Regions from separate parts of the Mus musculus genome. Here region 2 is linked to region 1. A link is a loop called in an ENCODE intact Hi-C map of the cell type or tissue named here. Cell type or tissue: gastrocnemius. All regions are shown on one strand. Links, peaks and the distances in the headings refer to the core of each region. The heading gives the core; the rest is flanking DNA. Region 1 has its middle 23 kb from the start of Il12a. Region 2 has its middle 45 kb from the start of Il12a.

What was found. A loop is a pair of places that touch in the nucleus more often than their neighbours do. Peaks named below come from ENCODE experiments on the same cell type or tissue, not always from the same donor. Only the 100,000 strongest peaks of a DNase experiment are listed, where the experiment ranks them.
Region 2: it touches region 1 in a loop (7-fold over the local background); 10 of 42 quality-filtered maps call a loop at or near these places.

Annotation. Positions count from the first base shown.
Region 1 is chr3:68,712,607-68,715,521 of GRCm38, forward strand. No RefSeq gene overlaps it. Among named protein-coding and RNA genes, the nearest start is that of Il12a, 23 kb to the left of the region's middle. In gastrocnemius, for the core only: no CTCF peak of the experiment used is centred there; a DNase peak (open chromatin) is centred at 1,200; H3K4me3 peaks cover 454 bases.
Region 2 is chr3:68,645,157-68,648,071 of GRCm38, forward strand. No RefSeq gene overlaps it. Among named protein-coding and RNA genes, the nearest start is that of Il12a, 45 kb to the right of the region's middle. In gastrocnemius, for the core only: a CTCF peak has its summit at 1,411 (motif pointing right); a DNase peak (open chromatin) is centred at 1,428.

The DNA.
Region 1 (2,915 bases), core at 259-2,758:
TGGATCCACCCTTGAAACCGGGAGGCACTAGTAGCTACATTTTGTCCTCATGCTATTCCTGTCCAAAAGGACTGTAGGGTATTTTTTAAATTAGTGATTGAAGTAGGAGGGCCCTGCCCATGGTGGGTAGCAACATCCCTGGGCTAGCAGTCTGGGGTTGTATAAGAAAGCAGGCTGACAAGTAGTAAGGAGCAAGCCAGTAGGAAACACCCCTCCCTGGCTCCTGCCTAGTTTGAGTTCCTTCCTTAGCTCTTAGCTTCCTTCAGCGGGCTACATAATTCAGGATATGTGGATCACATAAACCCTTTCCTTGACAAGTTGCTTGTGGCCATGGTATTTCATCAAATCTGTAGAAACCCTAAGACAGGTATAATGTGCACAATGAAAAGTCCGATTTTCATTTGTTTGCAAGTCAAATTAAAATTAAATTGAAATTAAAAAGTGTAGATAGCAAAAGTAATTTATGTGGCCCAAAAGGAAAAGTATTCGGCACACGGCAGACAATTCATCTTTGCCCTCGTTCAGCTCCATGAGCTTAAGCAAGCTCCAACACAAGGCATCTGTCACAGCGGTGGCCGACATCGAGGACAGAAGTCCAGTCTCTTCTGTGCTCTTCCCCAGTGCTGGTGAAGGAAGCATTTATCAGAGACCCGGAAATGGAAGAGGTGTTTTATCTCATCTGCTGCACGTACTGACCTCTCAGAAACAGTAACATGTTCTTGGAAGAACCTGTGCTTGCCGGCGCAATCGCACTGGTCCACAGAAAACATCACCCACTTACTGCATTTTCCACCTTCACCTTTGTGATCTTGCGTTGCGGGGGTGCAGAAAAGCCCCTTGCTGCGAAGGTTAAAGTCCTGAACCGAGAGTAGTGGCACACGCCTTTAATCCCAGCACTCGGGGAGGCAGAGGCAGGAAAAAGTGAGTTCCAGGACAGCCAGGGCTATACAGAGAAACCCTGTCTCAAGAAACCAAAAAAAAAAAAAAAAAAAAAAAAAAAAAAGAGTCCCGGTCCTTCGCAAACTTCGCTGGTGACTTAAGGAGATCCTGCCCTTCTGCAGGATCCCATTGCCTCATCCCATGCTCAACCAATAATAAACATCCAACATTTGGACTGCCGTCTTCTATGCCCCACAGGTTTCTCTTTTAAACTGTTCTGGGATCTGGAGCCTAGATTGAAGAGCAACGCTAAGGACTCACTCATGCCACCTAGTGGCTGCCTGGTATATGGCTGAGTATTCCTAAACTTGAAATTTCCACTTTTTAATTTTTAATGAATTCAACTTTTCCTAGCGTCTATCATAAACACAAGTACCCAGAGGCGTTTAAGTCAGACCATGAACCTAGACAATTAACAAGATCTCAATGTGATCCTGTTAATATTGAAGCTGCCCGTGCCTTTTAAATCTCTACGGTGATATACTGTGTCTGAAACTACTAGAGGAGTGACTGGATAGCTCAAAGTCGTCCTTACAAACAAATAATATAAACGGTGACCACTAGAGTTTAGAAAGACAGAGAGTGTGGGGGAGGGACATGTCTCAGCACCTGTCCTGAAATAAGTAACATAGTGGGAATAATTTCCAGTATTCTATAGCAAAGCAGTATAACTGACAAGAGTTTGCAGGAAACGATTGCAGGTCTGCTGAGGACCTGCACGGAAAGAGTTAAAAGGCCCAAATATAAAAAAATGAGATTGGGGGCGTTAGAATATGGTAAAAAGAATGGTGCATAGTCAAATCAAAACAACCCTGAGATTCCATCTCACACCAGTCAGAATGGCTAAGATCAAAAATTCAGGCGACAGCAGATGCTTACGAGGATGTGGAGAAAGAGGAACACTCCTCCATTGTTAGTGGGATTGCAAGCTTGTACAACCACTCTGGAAATTAGTCTGGCGGTTTCTCAGAAAATTGGACATGGTACTACCAGAGGATCCCGCAATACCTCTCCTGGGCATATATCCAGAAGATGTTCCAACTAGTAAGAAAGAAACATGCTCCACTATGTTCATAGCAGCCTTATTTATAATAGCCAGAGGCTGGAAAGAACCCAGATGCCCCTCAACAGAGGAATGGATACAAAAAAATGTGGTACATTTACACAATGGAGTACTACTCAGCTATTAAAAAGAATGAATTTATGAAATTCCTAGGCAAGTGGTTGGACCTGGAGTGCATTATCCTGAGTGAGGTAACCCAATCACAAAAGAACTCAAATGATATGTACTCACTGATAAGTGGATATTAGCCCAGAAACTTAGAATACCCAAGATATAAGTTACAATTTGCAAAACACATGAAACTCAAGAAGAATGAAGACCAAAGTGTGGACACTTTGCCCCTTCTTAGAATTGGGAACAAAACACCCATGGAAGGAGTTACAGAGACAAAGTTTGGTGCTGAGACAAAAGGATGGACCATCTAGAGACTGCCATATCCAGGGATCCATCCCATAATCAGCCTCCAAACGCTGACACCATTGCATACACTAGCAAGACTGTGCTGATAGGACCCTGATATAGCAGTCTCTAGTGAGACTACACCGGGGCCTAGCAAACACATAAGTGGATGCTCACAGTTAGCTATTGGATGGATCACAGGGCCCCCAATGGAGGAGCTAGAGAAAATACCCAAGGAGCTAAAGGGAATTGCAACCCTATAGGTGGAACAACAATATGAACTAACCAGTACCCTGGAGCTCTTGACTCTAGCTGCATATGTATCAAAAGATGGCCTAGTCGGCCATCACTGGAAAGAGAGGCCTATTGGACTTGCAAACTTTATATGCCCCAGTAAAGGGGAATGCCAGGGCCAAAAAGTGGGAGTGAATGGGTAAGGGGGTGGGGGGGAGGGTATGGGGGACTTTTGGGATAGCATTGGAAATGTAAATGAGGAAAATACCTAATTTAAAAA
Region 2 (2,915 bases), core at 176-2,675, 68 kb before region 1:
ATGGATCTGTTACACAGAGAAACAAACAAACAAACAACAAAGAAAACTTACATGTATGTAACATATTTCCTCCAAACCCTCTCTTATCTCCTTCCCATCTATGTCAACACTTCAGATGTCTCAATTTCTTGCCCAGATTCCCAATCTTGGAGCTTTGAATTAATTTACTTTAACTAGGTCCAGCTGTATAGCAACTGGATTGGCACTGTCTATTGACACCTGATGGTGACAACATACACAAACTTCTGACCTGAGACACTGGTATTTGTATCATTTGCTTCCATGAGAAAGGCTAAAGATGGAAAGAAATCATTATGGCAGTTAGCCATGAGGATACCTAGGGAATGCTGTCCTGGGGACTCCCTGAACACGGTGCTCATGTCAGTGTCAACCCTTGCTATGCCTGAAACATATCAATCACTTCTCAGTGCTGCTGAGATAAAGCACAAATAACTTGTTGTGGAAGACAAAGTGCTCTTTGACACCCCCCCCCCCAGCCTAATCTGTTTCCTACACGAACTCAACCCTCCGTCCATAATCAGAACTTTTCAGCTTTTTTATTCCATAGATTAGATTTTTAACACATTTCTTCCTCTGCAATGTCTTTCATTCCCCATCTACCTACTGAACTTGGCTCAACTCAGTGGGAAGGATAATACCTCCTTTTGGAAGCCTGTCTACCTGCGTTTCTTCTTTCTTTCCTTCATCTCTACTTCCCTCTCTCACTCCAGGCAGTGGCATGTGCTTTCCAATTGAGGCAGGAGACTATTAATTTGGAATAGAGTACGATGCCTAGGCTCAGAGTCTTACCAATCAGTGAGTAGCTGGGAGGTTTTCAAGGTCAGGACTATTCCTCAATCCCTGTGTCATATGATTCAGGTTCATGGTGTCTTCATCGATACAGTATTCCCAGCAAGTTCTGGAGGGTGACAAAGAGCAGTGGCAATAGCATGTGACAGTTGAGGAAGACCATGCCCCAACAACCCAAAAAGAGGTAGTCCATATCTATCTGTTCCTGGACTTTTTCTTTGATGGCCAATGATGGCTGACACACTCCATTATGGAGTCATTCCATTTACCCCACCCCTTTACATATGTAGACATTTTCTACAGTAGTAGACAGAGAATCTCAACTTTTAAAGAATTCATGCCACACCTACAGTGCAGGGCACAGCAGCAATAGCATTCAGAGAGAAGTACAGATAGGAAGGATAAACTCTCTAAAGTGAATGGAAGTTGGCAAGTATTGATTAGCCTAAACTGTGATTGGTAAGTTATGCATCTGACTGGGATGTGTCTAAGGAAACTCAACAGAGCTCACTGATGTGCTATTGTGGGAAAAGGACAACAGGCTCCTCACTTATGCTGGCCCAAGAGGACAGGAGCCTCTGGCTCACTTCCTGTATCAGACACCAGAGGGAACCAAAGGCAGGCCTTAAGGAAGAAGTCTGAGAACATGGGTGCTTCACAGATGAGAGTAAACACGGGCCCCCACTTTCTTGTGGTGCCTGAGCAGGTTTGAAGAGCAACTCCTGAGCCTGGGCTATTCCACCAGAGAAAAATGTTACATCATTAGTTTCACAAACCACCCTGATAAGTCTCATTCTTCAAAGCCAGTGGTTTAGAAACCCCAGAAGGCTCGGTGGAATAGTGAGGCATCAGAAGGCAGTCCTGTGAGCAGGCACCTGAGGGCTCACTGCTCCTGAAGTCCAGGCTCTGCACAGATTGTGAAAGTCAAAATGCGGAAGAAGTGATAGTTCAGGTCAGGTGGGAGAAAACTGGTTACTTCCCAAAGAGAAAAACTAAAGATCCCACAAACGTGAGCTAAGGGTCTGTGAGTGGAGTCGGGTGAGAGAATTTCCTCTTGTTGCGCAGGAACTGGGGCTTCATGAGGCAGGTCTCTGGATGAACACAACCACAGCAGTGGTTCCTGGTCACAACAGGCTCTAGACTGTGTTCCCTCTTCACATGGGGCTTCAGAGAGAAAAGAGGAGTTGATGTCTGGAAGCTCACACTAGTCCTTCAGAGACCTCTTGACAGATAGAACCACATCTGGAGTCTTATCCCACTTGGTGAGGATAAGACCATTACCCCAAATTTTAAGCCAAATTTGAAGCATGCTTTATTAAATGCTTGGCCAGGATGATGGACACTAGCCAGGACACTATCTGGGGTTCTCAGAGTATGGTCATGAATTGCAATAGTCAGAAACTTAAAAAGCAAAGCCCCACAAGGCTATGTACTACTTCTAGCCTTCACCCAACTGGGGGCAAGCATACATCATGACATACTTCTTTCCACCCATTTGTGATTGAGTATGTCCTGTTCGGTTGGGCGGTCAAGCTTGTTTACAAAAGCAACAACATGTGGCTTGCTATCTGACATACACAGCAGCCCCCAGCATTCCAGAAAGTTGTCCGTTCTTGTTTGGTTGATTTTTGTTTTATAGATCTGTTAAGCATGGGAATTTAAACTTAAAACATAACTTTGGCCTCACAACAGGAGTGTGGAATGATTCTCAAGCAAGAAACAAGCAGTTGCTCGTCTAGAGGAAATACAAAGACAAACAGTGGCACAGAGATTGAAGAAAAGGCCATCCAGAGACTGCCCCACCTAGGGATCCATCCCACAAGCAGACACCAAACCCAGACACTATTGCGGATGGCAAGAAGTGCTTGCTGACAGGAGCCTGATACAGCTGTCTCTGAGAGACTCTGCCAGGTCCTGACCAATATGGTTGTACACAGCCAAACAATGGACTGAATACAGGGACCTCAATGGGGAAGTTAGGGCAAACACTGTAGGAACTGAAGGAGTTTGCAACCCCAGAGGAAGAACAACACTATCAACCAACCAGACCCCCCAAGCTCCCAGAGACTAAACCGCCAGCCAAAGAGTTCACATGGAGGTACCCA